3 separate regions of the Homo sapiens genome follow, and all the other regions are linked to region 2. Evidence: chromatin loops called from intact Hi-C (ENCODE). Cell type or tissue: endothelial cell of umbilical vein. All regions are shown on one strand.

The links. A loop is a pair of places that touch in the nucleus more often than their neighbours do. Peaks named below come from ENCODE experiments on the same cell type or tissue, not always from the same donor. Only the 100,000 strongest peaks of a DNase experiment are listed, where the experiment ranks them.
Region 1: it touches region 2 in a loop (4-fold over the local background); 7 of 110 quality-filtered maps call a loop at or near these places.
Region 3: it touches region 2 in a loop (6-fold over the local background); 18 of 110 quality-filtered maps call a loop at or near these places.

The regions. Positions count from the first base shown.
Region 1 is chr4:98,726,556-98,731,555 of GRCh38, forward strand. No RefSeq gene overlaps it. Among named protein-coding and RNA genes, the nearest start is that of TSPAN5-DT, 70 kb to the left of the region's middle. In endothelial cell of umbilical vein, no CTCF peak of the experiment used is centred here; a DNase peak (open chromatin) is centred at 2,066; H3K27ac peaks cover 1,339 bases.
Region 2 is chr4:98,465,391-98,470,390 of GRCh38, forward strand. It overlaps TSPAN5 (tetraspanin 5), which reads right to left. Exons shown (of 8, transcript NM_005723.4): 8 at 4,977-5,000. Among named protein-coding and RNA genes, the nearest start is that of TSPAN5, 190 kb to the right of the region's middle. In endothelial cell of umbilical vein, a CTCF peak has its summit at 2,311 (motif pointing right); DNase peaks (open chromatin) are centred at 2,361 and 3,481; H3K4me3 peaks cover 296 bases; H3K27ac peaks cover 544 bases.
Region 3 is chr4:98,825,931-98,830,930 of GRCh38, forward strand. The region is part of intron 2 of LOC105377343 (a long non-coding RNA gene); the gene reads right to left. Among named protein-coding and RNA genes, the nearest start is that of EIF4E, 100 kb to the right of the region's middle. In endothelial cell of umbilical vein, no CTCF peak of the experiment used is centred here; no DNase peak of the experiment used is centred here.

The DNA of each region.
Region 1 (5,000 bases), 260 kb after region 2:
TAAAAAATTATAAAGGGGATATCACCACTGATCCCAGAGAGATACAAACTACCATCAGAGACTACTATAAACACCTCTACACAAATAAACTAGAAAATCTAGAAGAAATGGATAAATTCCTCGACACATACACCCTCCCAAGACTAAACGAGGAAGAAGTTGAATCCCTGAATAGACCAATAATAGGCTCTGAAATTGAGGCAATAATTAAGAGCCTACCAACCAAGAAAGTCCAGCAGGACCAGACGGATTCACAGCCGAATTCTACCAGAGGTACAAGGAGGAGCTGGTACCATTCCTTCTGAAACTATTCCAATCAATAGAAAAAGAGGGAATCCTCCCTAACTCATTTTATGAGACCAGCATCAACCTGATACTAAAGTCTGGCAGAGACACAACAAAAAAAGAGAATTTTAGACCAATATCCCTGATGAACATTGACGCAAAAATTCTCAATAAAATACTGGCAAACCGAATTCAGCAGCACATCAAAAAGCTTATCCACCATGATCAAGTGGGCTTCATCCCTGGGATGCAAGGCTGGTTCAACATATGCAAATTAATAAACGTAATCCATCATATAAACAGAACCAAAGACAAAAACCACATGATTATCCCAATAGATGCAGAAAAGGCCTTTGATAAAATTCAACGGCCCTTCATGCTAAAACTCTCAATAAATTAGGTATTGATGGGATGTATCTCAAAATAATAAGAGCTATTCATGACAAACCCACAGCCAATATCATACTGAACGGGCAAAAACTGGAAGCATTGCCTTTGAAAACTGGCACAAGACAGGGATGCCCTCTCTCACCAGTCCTATTCAACATAGTGTTGGAAGTTCTGGCCAGGACAATTAGGCAGGAGAAAGAAATAAAGGGTATTCAATTAGGAAAAGAGGAAGTCAAATTGTCCCTGTTTGCAGATGACATGATTTTGTATTTAGAAAACCCCATCATCTCAGCCCAAAATCTCCTTAAGCTGATAAGCAACTTCAGCAAAGTCTCAGGATACAAAATCAATGTGCAAAAATCACAAGCGTTCCTATACACCAATAACAGACAAACAGAGAGCCAAATCATGAGTGAACTCCCATTCACAATTGCTTCAAAGAGAATAAAATACCTAGGAATCCAACTTACAAGGGATGTGTAGGACCTCTTCAAGGAGAATTACAAACCACTGCTCAAGGAAATAAAAGAGGACACAAACAAATGGAAGAACATTCCATGCTCATGGATAGGAAGAATCAATATCGTGAAAATGGCCATACTGCCCAAAGTAATTTATAGATTCAATGCCATCCCCATCAAGCTACCAATGACTTTCTTCACAGAATTGGAAAAAACTACTTTCAAGTTCATATGGAACCAAAAAAGAGCCTGCAGGTGTGAGCCACCACGTCCGGCTGATAAGAGCTAATGTTTCTAATGCCTGTGTGTGGCATGCACTTTCCATGGATTCTCTCATTTAGTATCCAGGAAATTTCCATCTAAATCAGATTGAAATCCTTAAAGTTTAGGCAATGACGTATCATGACATACAAGTACGACTAAAGATCAGAACTTTCTTCCCAAACCCAAAAGGACAACACAAACTTCCCTTTTCCTCAAGTAGAAGGTAGAAAACCATAGCAACATCAAATTTCACAGGAACAAATTGAAAATTGTGTAGCTATGAAAGAGGCCCCAGTGTTATCATCCTATTATAGTTGGGTTCTCTTATCAATTTATTATTCATTTATTCATCCGTGCATTCACTCATTCGACATTTATTGAATACTTGCCCTGTGATGTACCACGCCAAGTTCAAGGGCTATAAAGATAAAGAAGACACATCTTCTGCCCTTGAGGAACTCACAGCCTAGCAAGAGAGACAAATATGAGAGTAAGTAATTCCACTGAAGGCATAAGTGTGATATTAGAGGATCAGCACAGAATGCTGTGGGAGCCCAGAGCAGGAAATGGCTAACTAACCCCTGCCTGCGAGACACGGAGTACTTCCCAGAGGATACCACCCGAGATAAGGGCTTCATCAGGCAGGGTGCAGGAAATGAGCCTCTGAGCAGAGGAAGGGGTTTGCACAGGCATGGAGGCATGACTCATGCTCATTTGGGCAACTGTGTGTAGCTTGATATAACCAGAGCTAGGAAGCCAGCAGATGGGGTGGGAGGAAGGAAAACAGAAGCCAGAAGGATTTTTAAACAAATTCATGATTAGATCAGATCTTATAAAAATTCCTCGGGAGGCTGAATGGAAACTAAGTTAATGAGGCAAGGCCAGCCAGAAAAAGGCAAAGAATACCTGGCATTTTGAAGCTGCTACTTGGATGCAGGTGTTTTGACTCAGGGATATTTTGAGGTGGCCTGAAAGTAATTTAATTTTCAACTCCTAAAAATTACTAAGTCATGTGCAAAACACTCATCTCACCTCATCACAGAACCCCACCTCATGCTAGCCCCTGCATCTAGGATGAAGCTCAGGGAAGGGGTGGAGGTTGGAGCTGGGGTTAGGGGTAGAGGGAGTATTTCACAACATCTTACAGATAAGCCACATATAGCCAGGAGGCGGTTTACTGCAGGTTCCTACCTCAGAAAGAGCCATTAATATGCAACAAGCATCCTGCTCCTTCTCTGTGAATTTCCTTGTATTTTGCAAGAGCTGCACCTCAAAATTTCTGGTTACTCCCTTGCCATTATGATTGTAGCAATAATTTAGTTTTGGTTAATAAATGTTATTAAGTGCTTTAACTGATGTTCCTATTTTCCTTAGAAAAATCTCAAAAACCTCTGCTTTTATGGGCTTCCATAAAATGTTCAATTTATTTTTGGGATTCAGGTTATGCATTGGGAGGGAAGCTGGAGAGAGAGTATATCAATTAGGATGATTTTAGTTGTAAGTAAAAACAAAGTTATTGGCCTGAAGGAGTTCAAGAAATGCCACCCCGGAATATGCCAGCTGCTTTGGTATGCTGATTACTTCAAACTAGGGGGCACTTGGGGAACAGAAGACGCAGGCAGAGGCTTTCTCTGAGCTCCCCTTATCTACCTAAAGACAGATAGTCCAGAAGGAGCTCAGCTGTCCTGAATCCCCTTGGGAATCTCATCAGTCAGAGAATGAGGAATCTCTTAACCAAGATTAACTTGGAACACAGGGTCTCACTCTGCCACCCAGGCTGCTACCCAGGCTGGAGTGCAGTGGCACAATTGCAGCTCACTGTAACCTCAAACTCCTGGGCTCAAGCAAGCCTCCTGCCTCAGCCTCTGGAGTAGCTGGAAATACAAGCTCGTGCAACCATGCCCAACTAATTGTTTTACTTTTTGTAGAGATGGGGTCTTGCCATGTTACCTAGGCTGGTCTTAAGCTCCTGGCCTCAAATGACCCTCCCACATTGGCCTCCCAAAGTGCTGAGAGTGTGCAGACGTGAGCCGCTATGCATAGCCCAAAAGTCATCTTTTAAAAGAACTCGTGAAAAATAATATTAAATACAGATGTGACTGAAGTATGAAGTGACAATTTTTATAATTGGGAAATCGAGAAATATGTAATAAATGTCAGGGATATTTTTGATAATATAGAAAAAATGAATTTATATTCGTCCAGGCTGTTTTGACTCAGAGGCTTGGGAACTGATTAGGAAATAATCCCAGGAGTCCGAGGGTGAAATAACTGGTTAGGGCCTAGACTAAAGTTGTGGTTGGGGGCTTTGGAAAGGAGGGAACTGAACTGAGAGATTTATTTAACAAATGGGACCCAGGACTTGGTGATTGGGCCTGAAAGTGCAAAGGAGAGATTAACTTCCAGGTTTCTGGATCAGGTAGCTCACTAGGGAGGAAGACCCATCATAGAAATAAGAACTAGAGGAAGAAAAGGAAAATTGGAAGATGTGGAAAGAAAAGTTGTCCCAAACTCTTTCTGGGTCTGATTTAATTTACAACCTCATTCTGGGAAGAAATATATGCATTCTCTGATAAAAATGGATAAGCAATTATCTGATAAACTTTAATAGAATTAAGACTCGTTCTAGGAAGCAGTCATGATGACTTCATCATCTCTAGGTAGGGATGATGACTGACATCCCTACCTAGTTGACTGTCAGTGAAGAGTCTTGTGGCCATTAACCAAACCTTCTCTTTCCCTTCCTTGTTTAACAGTGAGGATTTAACTTTCTCTTTACCTACAAGAAGCACTACCAAGAGTTAGTTTTTGAAATAACTCCTACAGGTCTTTTCTTTTGGAGCAAGATTATGACAAAACTTCAACAGATGCTTATAACTGGAGGATTGTAGAGGAGGATCCTGTCTTCTTCATTTATAGGTATTTTAAGTCCTAGTTCTATGGAAATAATAATCTAAAAATAATTGTTAAAGTAACACATGTTCAGAAAGTTTGGAAAAATTCATAAAATTAGAAAGCATAGGAAACTTACTTGTACATCATCCTTATGCATTCATTTTTTCACTATTTATATTTCCTTCTACAAATTTTGTGTCCAAAGCCTTTAACTGTTTTTCTGTTGATGATTGTCTTTATAATGAAATCGTTGGAATGTTTTATAAATTAAGAATATGACCCCAAATCAATTGACCTTTTAAGGTGGGAAGCTCATTTTGTGGTGAAGACCCCTGCTTAAAGTTGGGTTCCTTAGTAACTCCTCTCATTGTGTTGTTTATTAACAAAAGCACACCAACATGGCACATGTATATGTAACAAACCTGCATGCTGTGCACATGTACCCTAAAACTTAAAGTGTAAAAAAAAAAAAGGTCTGTTTTATCAGAGACAAAAAAAAAAAAAGCTAATTGTTCTTCAGCACTTACTACTTGCCAGACACTAGTCAGCTTGGCTTCCTGAGAAGAACCATGTCTACCCTTAGCTGCAATCCTGATGGTGAGTGCAGTGTCTAGCACACGAGAGGGAATAAGAACTTGATGAACATGACAATAGTAACAATCTTGAATAACTATTTGCCAGGAGTTACTAAACATGTTATATACA
Region 2 (5,000 bases):
CAATTCCAAGACTCTCTATACTGGACCTTGCTGCTTATCTGAGCTTTTCCCCACTCTTTCGTCTGGAGGTTCTGGGCCCTTCCCAACCTCCCCAGCAGCATAGGCTTTATTATGGCCCCTTCCACATTCCCCAGGGGCCCAGACCAAACCTCTCTTCCTTCTTGAGACCATCTTCCATTAACCCCTGTGTTCTTCCTGTATCTCAACCAGGCACCATTTTGAGAGATGTCAGTTTAGCTCTTGATGAATTGGAAATTTTCCACATGTGGGGTTTTCCCCTCCATCAGTTTACATTTCCTCAGGAACTTATGCAGCGTGCTTATAACACCTGCCTGGAACACAGTAAACTTCTAGTCAATAAATGTGACCTGTTATTTCAAGGGATAGATGATATATTCACCCCTAGTACCCAGCCTGCAACAGGTAGCCAGAGAACTAGTGGGCCTGATTCAGTTGCAAAGTAACAAGACTAAAGACAGCACAAGTGTGGAAATATGGCTATTTTCTTTATAAAACTTGAGTCACTCTAACAACTTGAATTTAAGATAATTTACTTCAAATAAATACAGAATGCAGACTATGACTTAATCATAATAAATCATTCTCTATGTTTAAAATGTCCCACAAAATGTTGATTGTTTTCTTTTTTTGTTTTTTTGAGTTGGAGTCTCAGTCTGTCTCCCAGGCTAGAGTGCAGTGGCGTGATCTTGGCTCACTGCAAGCTCTCCCTCCTGGGTTCACACCATTCTCCTGCCTCAGCCTCCAGAGTAGCTGGGACTACAGGTGCCCGCCACCACACCCGGCTAATTTTTTGTATTTTTAGTAGAGACGGGGTTTCACTGTGTTACCAGGATGGTCTTGATCTCCTGACCTCATGATCTGCCTGCCTAGGCCTCCCAAAGTGCTGGGATTACAGGTGTGAGCCACCACACCCAGCTGATTGTTTTCTTTTTTACGTATTTTTTTTGTTTGAGTCAGGATCTTGCTCTGTTGCTCAGGCTGGAATGCAGCAGTGCAATCATGGCTCACTGCAGCCTCCATCTCCTAGGCTCAAGCAATCCTCCCACCTCAGCCTCCAACATAGCTGGAATTATAGGCTTGTGTCACCATGTCCACCAATTAGAAAAATTTTTTGTAGGGAGACGGTCTCACTATGTTGCCCAGGCTGGTCTCAAACTCCTGGGCTCAAGCCATCCTCAGGGTGAGTCTATAAAGTGAAAGCAAATTTATTAACAAAAAAAAGGAATAAAAGAATGGCTACTCCATAGACAGAGGAGTTCTCAGGGTTGCCAATTGCCCATTTTTATGGTCATTTTTTGATGATGTGCTAAACGAGGGGTGGATTAGTCATGTCTCGCCTTTCTAGACCATGTAGGGTAACTTCCTGACATTGCCATGGCATTTGTAAACTGTCATGGCGTTGGTGGGAGTGTAACAGTGAGGACGACCAGAGGTCACTCTCATCGCCATCTTGGTTTTTGTGGGCTTCTTTACTGCAACCTGTTTTATCAGCAAGGTGTCTATGACCTGTGTCTTGTGCCAACCTTCTATCTTATCCTGTGACTTAGAATGCCTAGCCATCTGGGAACATAGCCCAGTAGGTTTCAGCCTCATTTTACCCAGGTCCTATTCACAATGGAGTTGTTCTGGTTCAAACGCTTCTGACAAGACCAAAGCAAAATCCAGGTGATTCACACTGGTGGTATGTATGCATATATGTGTGTATTTCTAAGTACAGTGTGTAGAAGTAACACACTGGTGGTTTTAGAAGAAATATAAAGATGTTCTATTCCTTGTTTCTGGAGAGTTGCTCATTTTGAAGAGGAATTGAAGTGCAAACCAGGGTCCTGGGGCCTTTTGTCACAAAAACCTCTGAAGTTCCAATGGAGGGTGGTGTTCCCTGGGAGGGAGGGTGCAGAGCATTGTCCTCCCAGCCCCATTGAGGACACCTTTAGGACAGTGCCTCTGCCTGGAAGATGAGCAGCTTTAGGCAGTCACCATCGTCGTCTAGAAACCACATTTGAAAACTGGTGGGAGGACAAGGCCCAGCTCCATCCTGCCGCGATAAACTCCCAGCAGCAAGATCCCAAGCAGGATAGATGGTGATGGGAGCAAAACGTCCTGTTCTCTCATCTTTCCAAAACAAGCCTTGCCATTTTCAGGAGCGTGTAAAGGAAATAAAACACCTACCCGCCCTAAGCAGGCAACATAAGCTGTGTACCTTCAAGTTTCTCCAAAGCACAAGCGCCTCTGAACATACAGTGTTTTTATCCCTGAACTATTCCAACTCCAGTCCGGAGTGGTTTTACGCAGTCGACACTAGAGGGCAGGCCATTAAAACGTTCCCGTTCAAACGAGTTGCTCTGCAAATGCAAGAGCTGACACAGCACCTGAAGGTCCGCTCCGTATCTGAAAAGTAGCTTTCCCCCACGGAGAATGCAAGCGTGCGTTCGGTATGGGGCAAGAGCGTGGGAAGCCTGCTACTGCTTTCCTTTCGGGGCATATTTACAGTGAAAGCCCGTGAACTCGCCTGCTCTTCCCTTAGATTTACTTTACTTGGGAATTCCTAGAAGTGGAAAAATAAATCACAATGGCCAGTGCGGGTCCCCAGAGGTTTAGCCCCGGCTAATGGATAACAGGAAGGGACTAAATCAGCCTCCTCTCACCAGCGGCAAGTTTACAAGAGAACCACTCAGCATGAAAACGCCAAAGCAAGCTGTACTTAATCCCTCAAGAAGTCCTAAAAACTGTAATTTTATTAAGTTAGAGACAGGGTCTTCCTCTGCCAACCAGGATGGAGTGCAGTGGTGCGATCATACTTCACTCCTGGGCTCAAGCTGTCCTCCTGCCCCAGCCTCCAGAGTCGCTGGGAGTACAGGTGCATGACGCCAGGTCCAGCTAATTAAAAAAAATTTTTTTTTTCATTTTTTTAAGACACGGGGTCTTGCTATGTTGCCCAGGCTAATCTTGAATTCCTGTCCTCAAGCAATCATCCTGTTTTGGCCTCCCAAAGTGCTGGGATTACAGGTGTGAGCCAGCCACCTTGTCTGGCCTAAAACTGTAATTTTATAAACTCTTTGTGGCAAACCCCTCCAAACAAAAAGGCTCGGGTGAGTGTAAGGATGGCTTTGCTCCAAGTTCAGAGTTTGGCTTCTCCGCCGTGCTCCCTGCCCCCACCCACCCCCCCACCCCCATCTGACTGCCTTGTCTGTTATCATGTGTAGATTTTCTATGGATTTTATTGTGTCATCATGATAAAGCCAATGTTAATGTATTTTTCAGGCAAATGCTGCATTTTCCTCCTCAAAGACTAGGCTTCTCACTCTGGAATTGGGCAGCACCTAGAAGCAGCCCCATGGCCTCACTGGAGAGAGCTCTGGCCATGAAACCCTGCTGGCCAGCGTTTATAGAGGGCTTCCCAGTTCTTCATTGGAGGTCTAAACAGGATTTCCCTAGAGAAGGAGGGCTTCGTGGAATAAATGACAAAGGGAGTTGGGGTGGCCTGCCAGGTCACTGGGCTCCAGCTCCTCATTGTTCAGCCCACAGGCTTCCCAGGGCGCCTGTCCAAGCCAGCCGGAAACAGACGAAACTGCAAAATCACTCCATTCCTGCCCACACAAACACGGGGAAATGAATGATCACTTTGCACAAGAAACCTCCAAGAGACACTTTGAGGATCCCCTTGAGGAAAGGACAACTGGGACCTGTGGCAGGAAGAAGGCTGAAAGAAAAGTCCAGGTTTATTACTCCCTGGGAGAAGGAAGAGGAAGAACAAAGGAAATGCACTTCTTTAAGTACTTCATGATGCAAAATATTTTTAAATTCCTGAGTTCACATTTAAAAACTGTATATTTTTAAATTATAGGAGCAATGATGTTAGTGGTAACCAGCCCAACAACAGAAATAAAGAGAAATTTAATAAGCTTCCCCTAAAGTCTACCTTCTACACATTGAAGAAACTTCCTCCAAGTTTTTGAGTTTTATAGACAAAGCATCCTTTTACTTCTGAGCTGTCATTTTTTTTTCCTTTGTTGGCTTATAGTTTGCAACAAGCAAAGAGGGCCAATGTAGACAATAAGAAAACTCAAGAAGCAGGGATTGGCCATCTCCAATCATCACTGATAAATTTCCTTAAAATCAAAATAACGTTGTTTCAAATATCTGAGATATGAGGCAAAACGTTTCTTGAACAAGTCTGACACTATGTTGTCAGGATCTAAGTGTGCTATATGAACCTTAAAATTTGTTTTCATTTGATCTTTGAAAAAAGTATTTAATCAGTTCTAACGACGGAAGTCTTCTTCTGCAGTGATAATTCACAATGAAAGACATTTAAGCTGACGTTTCTCTAATGGGTTTTTAAGATTCCAGCTCCAAGGGACTGTGAGAAATTATTTTCTTATATAAAAGGTTGTGAATATTATCAACATTTATCTAAGCCCATAAGTCATAAATCCCACCAGGCATTAAATTTTCAAGGGAGCTTTTAAAACATAGATTACCCTGTCTCCCACTCCAGAACTGCTAGGGGTAAGGTCTGGGGAATCTGTATTTCACATGGTCCCCAAGTGATTGTAACCAGCAGATGACCTCATGGGCAGGGATTTCCTACATACGAGGCTCTGGCCTCTGTGTCTTGTCAGTCAGCATTTTTAAGTACAAAGGAACCTTTCCCTTCCCAACTACAAAATCTTACCTTTCTGTTTCCCCTCCTAGAAAACTGGATCAGAACAATGCTTCTCAAAGTGTAGTCCCCAAACAAGCCGCAAACAGCATCACCTACGATCTTATCAGAATACAAATTCTCCAGCCCCACCCCAGACCTACTAAGTTAGAAATTATGGGCACGGAGCAAATGCATTCATGTGTTTTAACAAGTCCTCCCAGTGATTCTGACACCTGCTAAAGTTTGAGAACCACTGGATTCGAAAATTTCACAATTTCAAGAAAGAAGTAATGAAGAAAGACACACCATGTAAGGTAGAACCAAGTTTATTAAT
Region 3 (5,000 bases), 360 kb after region 2:
AATTGTTTTTAACAAAAGCTTAGGGAAAATTTATTCCATATAGGTTTAGAGAATTGGACATAATGTACAGAACTTGAGAGCACAAATTTCTGGTTAAGCACAGTTACCAATAAGTTCAAGCTTGGAATTTTTAAGAGCAAAAAGTAGGTAGACACTGGTAATTTCTCTTAAATTATAGAAAAAATTGTCTGGCACATTGCAAATACCCAAAACTTTTTTTTGTTGGATTAATAAAGGAAAGAATACAATATAGTGAATACAAGGGCTCCAAACACACAAAATAATTCATTGCAATCACACATTAGAAGAGACAGTTCCAAGTTTAGAGAATTACCCTCCTTGCCTCACTTTCAGCTCCTCTCTACTTTTTGTCAGCATATTTCTGCTGAGGATGGTCATTTTACCTCATAAAGGTGTCCTCTCACTACCCTTGAAATAACTTACTCATAATATAGGAAGAGACAATAGACAGGGAAAATAAGTCAAACATTAAATCAGCAGTGTCAATATAACACATATTGTAAAGTTAGGAGTTTGGTCCCAGACCTCACAAACCCAGTTTAAGTACTGGCTCTAGCAGTGGACTTTAAGCAAATCATTGACTCTCTTTGAATCTCAATTTTCTCAGATGTCTTACTCAGCTACTGATTATTTAAAGATTTTTTTTAAATAATAGGTTTGAGATATAACTCACATATCACACAGTTCACCTATTGAAAGTATACAATTAAATGGTTTCTAGTGTAGTCATAGAGTTATGCAACTACCACCACAATTTTAGAATGTTTTCATTACCCCTATACCTATTAGCAATCACTCCACATTTCTCTCCATCCTCCCTCCCTCAGCCCTAGGAAATCACCAATCTATATTGTCTCTATAGATTTGCCTATTCTGGACATTGCATATAAACGGAGTTATACAATATATGGTCTTTCATAACAGGCATCTTTTACTTAGCATAGTGTTTTCAAGGTTCATCTATGTTGTAGCATGTATCAATATTCCATTTTATTGATAAAATATACTCTGTTTTATGGATGTACAATGTTCTATTTATCCATTTATCTGTTGATAGATCTTTAGAGATTTTGTTAAATGGCTTCTGTTCCTTGGAGTAACATTAACTTAGGTGGGTTGCTTTTTTCCCTTTAGTTATCTACAACCAGTTTATAAATGAAATTCCTCATTAAAATAGGTAGTTAGCCAACACCAAGCAAATGTTCTTAAAATGCCATTATTGTCCTTTGCTCAAGCAGTTGTAGGATCCTGCCACATTTGTCATCTTGACCTCATTTATGGCCATATATAGACACTGCCCACTACCAACAACTGCAACACCATCTAATCCTTGATTTCAATGGCTCTGCTCTGGTACCTTCTATGTTTTCAGTTGACTTCCTCAACTACTGTCACTCCAGCAACTCTTTGCCCTCACCAGAATATCCAGTCCATCCACCCTCCAATCTTTTCACTGTCCAGCAATCCCTTCATGTTCCCTCTCTCTCTCTCTCTCTCTTTTTTTCTTTCCGACACACCAAGGTCCATGCAGGAAACTGCATGTTCTCATTTCCTTCCTTACCCAGCTTAGAAGCCATGATCCATCATCATCATCATGATCATCATCATTCTCCTGCAGGAAAACTCCACTCCTAGTCCCTCTGCCCTCTGTTGTCCTTGCCCAGCAACGTTATAGCCCTGGTCTAATGCCCTGCCTACTCTGTCCCCAAATTTGAGAAACTGAACATGACTGGATAAAACCACCCAATATGCTGAGGGTCATTACTTTAAATGAGTGATCACAAATCTCAAGAGGGCTTCCAGTATGCCTGAAAAATCCTATTTCATTTCCTGTGTTTATTTACTCAGTTTCCTCTACAGCTGTTGCACACTTTCTTCCCTCTTCTTAAATTTCGAGCCTCTTGCCCTTTCTCACTCTCACTGATGAACTCGCTTTTTATTTCACTCAGAAAACAGCTGCAATCATAAAATAACTTTTTTGGCATTCCTTCAACAAATCTACCTTCATCTATATGCATATACTCTGCCAGAATCTTTCCAATTACAGCAGATGAACCAAGTTTGTCAGAGCGAGAGTATACATAACCACTGATGAAAGTTCTGAAAAAAAGATTTAGATAATCATGGAGATTTTAGAGTTAAATTAGTGTAAAGTATATAGAAAACTAATTTTAGGGCCATATTCTCCACTTGTATACTGGATCCCAACCCCTCTGGCATTCTGCAAAAAATTGCACAGCAAAAAAAAAAAAAAAAAAAAAAGTAATCCTAGTTTACTACCTGGCTTATCTATGGATAAGGTTTAATAGTCATAATAAAATAAACCTGAATATGGACCTAACAAAAATTATGGGGTTAGGCATCATCTATTAATTTCCCACCATGGAAGATGAAAATTTAGCTTTCTGTCCTTCCCCTCAGCCTCTCTGATAAATAAGAACTTAAGAAAGTAATTATCTCTACTCTGTCATCCCTTTCTCACTGTTCATAGGAGAGCCACATCAGAGCATTTTTGAGCATTTTCCTTCATGGGGAAGGCTCCAGGGTGGTTCTTAAAAAAATAAAGAAAGAAGAAAGAAGGAAAGAAAGAAAAAGGAAGAAAGAAGGAAAGAAAGAAAAGAAAGAAAGAAAAGAAAAGAAAAGAAAAGAAAAGAAAAGAAAAGAAAAGAAAAGAAAAGAAAAGAAAAGAAAAAGAAATATTAATGTCCCTCTCTTCCCCATACCACTAGGATCTAGGGTGTTCCCTCTGCAGGTGCTAAGGTTTTTGCTCCCTCTTCCATTGCTACAAAATCCAGTCCAGTGGCTATGTCTTCACCTTCTTTTCCAGTCATATCCCTGCTTTTACTCATCATTTTGTTGAAAAGGTCAAGTGCAAGATGGACAAAACTTACAGAGGCCTATTACATCACAAACTCTGGCCAACCTGGGCCACTATATGGGGACTTGGCAAGCAGTGTGCTTAACTTAGTGGTCATTATCTTTATGATCTAGGATCATGTCAATACAAAAAGAGAATCCCAGTGCCTGAGTCAGAATTAAGTTTGACTCTTCTGTGCCCCCTTTTGGCTAGTTGTCGCTCGGAGGGTGTGCCAAACAGGCTGGCCCTGGTTGCTCTTAGAAGAAAGAAAGAAGCGTGCCCAAGAATGGTCGGGACAGAATCCCACTAAGTCTACATAGCCCTTCACCTCTGGTCATCACCCAGGGAGTGACTGAGAGGAAATGACTCCTTTTGGGAAATAGCTGCGTTAATTGATCAGATTGCCTCACTAAGGTGTGTTGAGTGGTAGGAGGTGAAGGAAGGAGAATTAGAAATCTTTTTGAGTGGGTTTTTTAGGAGGCCATTCTAACACTCAATGATACCAGATGCCTGTGAATGGTAGAGAACATGGAAGGTCCATTGAATTTCTTCACAATCAGCCTATTGTTGAGTGGCTAATTTTGTGACAGTCACTTTTATGATAAAAAGTATACTAATATCAGACTACAAGTGATTCAAAAGTCCAAGTACCTAACACAGGTGACTTTCAAGGACCACAATTCTGGACAGTAAATGAACTTTTCCCCTGCTTGAGAGGAAGGGACTATCTCTATCTTCCTTGACTGTTCACTACAACAACGTGAAAAAAGTGTCTGGACCCAGGCAGGCAGAGCCTCTGCTTGCAAGATGTACAGAAACGTGAGAGACCCATTTCTTTAAACAAATAGTTGGATACAGAATTAATATCAGAAGGAATGACAGAAAGATATATATTTACATATTTATATGTACATGTATAAACATATACACACACACATACACACATGCATATATATATCACAACGAATTACAACACAAAGTAGGGCTGAGTGCGGTGGCTCATGCCTGTAATCTCAGCACTTTGGGAAGCCAAGGCGAGTGGAACACTTGAGGTCAGGAGTTCAAGACCAGCCTGGCCAACGTGGTGAAACCTCATCTCTACTAAAAATACAAAAATTAGCTGGGCATGGTGGTGCCTGCCTGTAATCCCAGCTACTTGGAAGGCTGAGGCAGGAGAATCACTTGAACCTGGGAGGCAGAGGTTGCAGTGAGCTGCAGTCATGCCACTGCACTCCAGCCTGGGCAACAGAGTGAGACTCTGTCCAAAAAAATAATAATAATAATAAAAGAAACAAATGGGTTAATTATTAAAATTAATATTGCTAAAATAAGAAATAAATAAGCCTGTGAATATGATACCCCAAGAACACAATAGCATTCATATTGTTTTCCAGCCAAAAGTTCATACCTGAATCTGACTATGAGAAACCATCAGACAAACCCAAACTGAAAAAATTCTATAAAACAACTGACCTGCCTTCTCCAAAATGTCTTATGAAAGTCAAAGACATTCTTATGAAAGACAAAGAGAGACTGAGGAACGTCCTCTAAAGAGAGTGAAGAGTCATGATAACCAATGATCCGCGACTGATCCTGTCCCAAGAAAGAATGAAATTGCTACAGATGACATTATTGTGACAATTAATGAGATTGGAATATGGGCTGCAGATTAAATAATAGCATATAGCAATTTTAAATTTCCTGAGTTTGATTACTGTATTATTACAACATAAGAAATATTTTTGTCTGTAGGAAATACACATGGAAGAATTAACAGGTAAAGGGGCATGATAAAAGTAACATACTCTCCAATGGGTCAGAAAAAAATGTATCTATACTGAGAAAGAGATAATAAAATAAATATGGCAACATGTTAAAACTTGGTGAATCTGAGCAAGAGGAGTATGGGAGTTCTTTGTACTATTTTTGCAACTTTCTGGTAAGCTTGAATTTTTTAATAAGAAGGAAAAATAAAAAATTTAAAATAACAAATACTTGGGGGTAAAGTATTAAGAAGAATTATTCAAGATCTCTATGAAGAAAACTTTAAAACTCTACTAAGAGACACAAAAGGAGCCTTGAATAACTAAAAAGGCATCATAATGAAGAAATAGCTTCATTA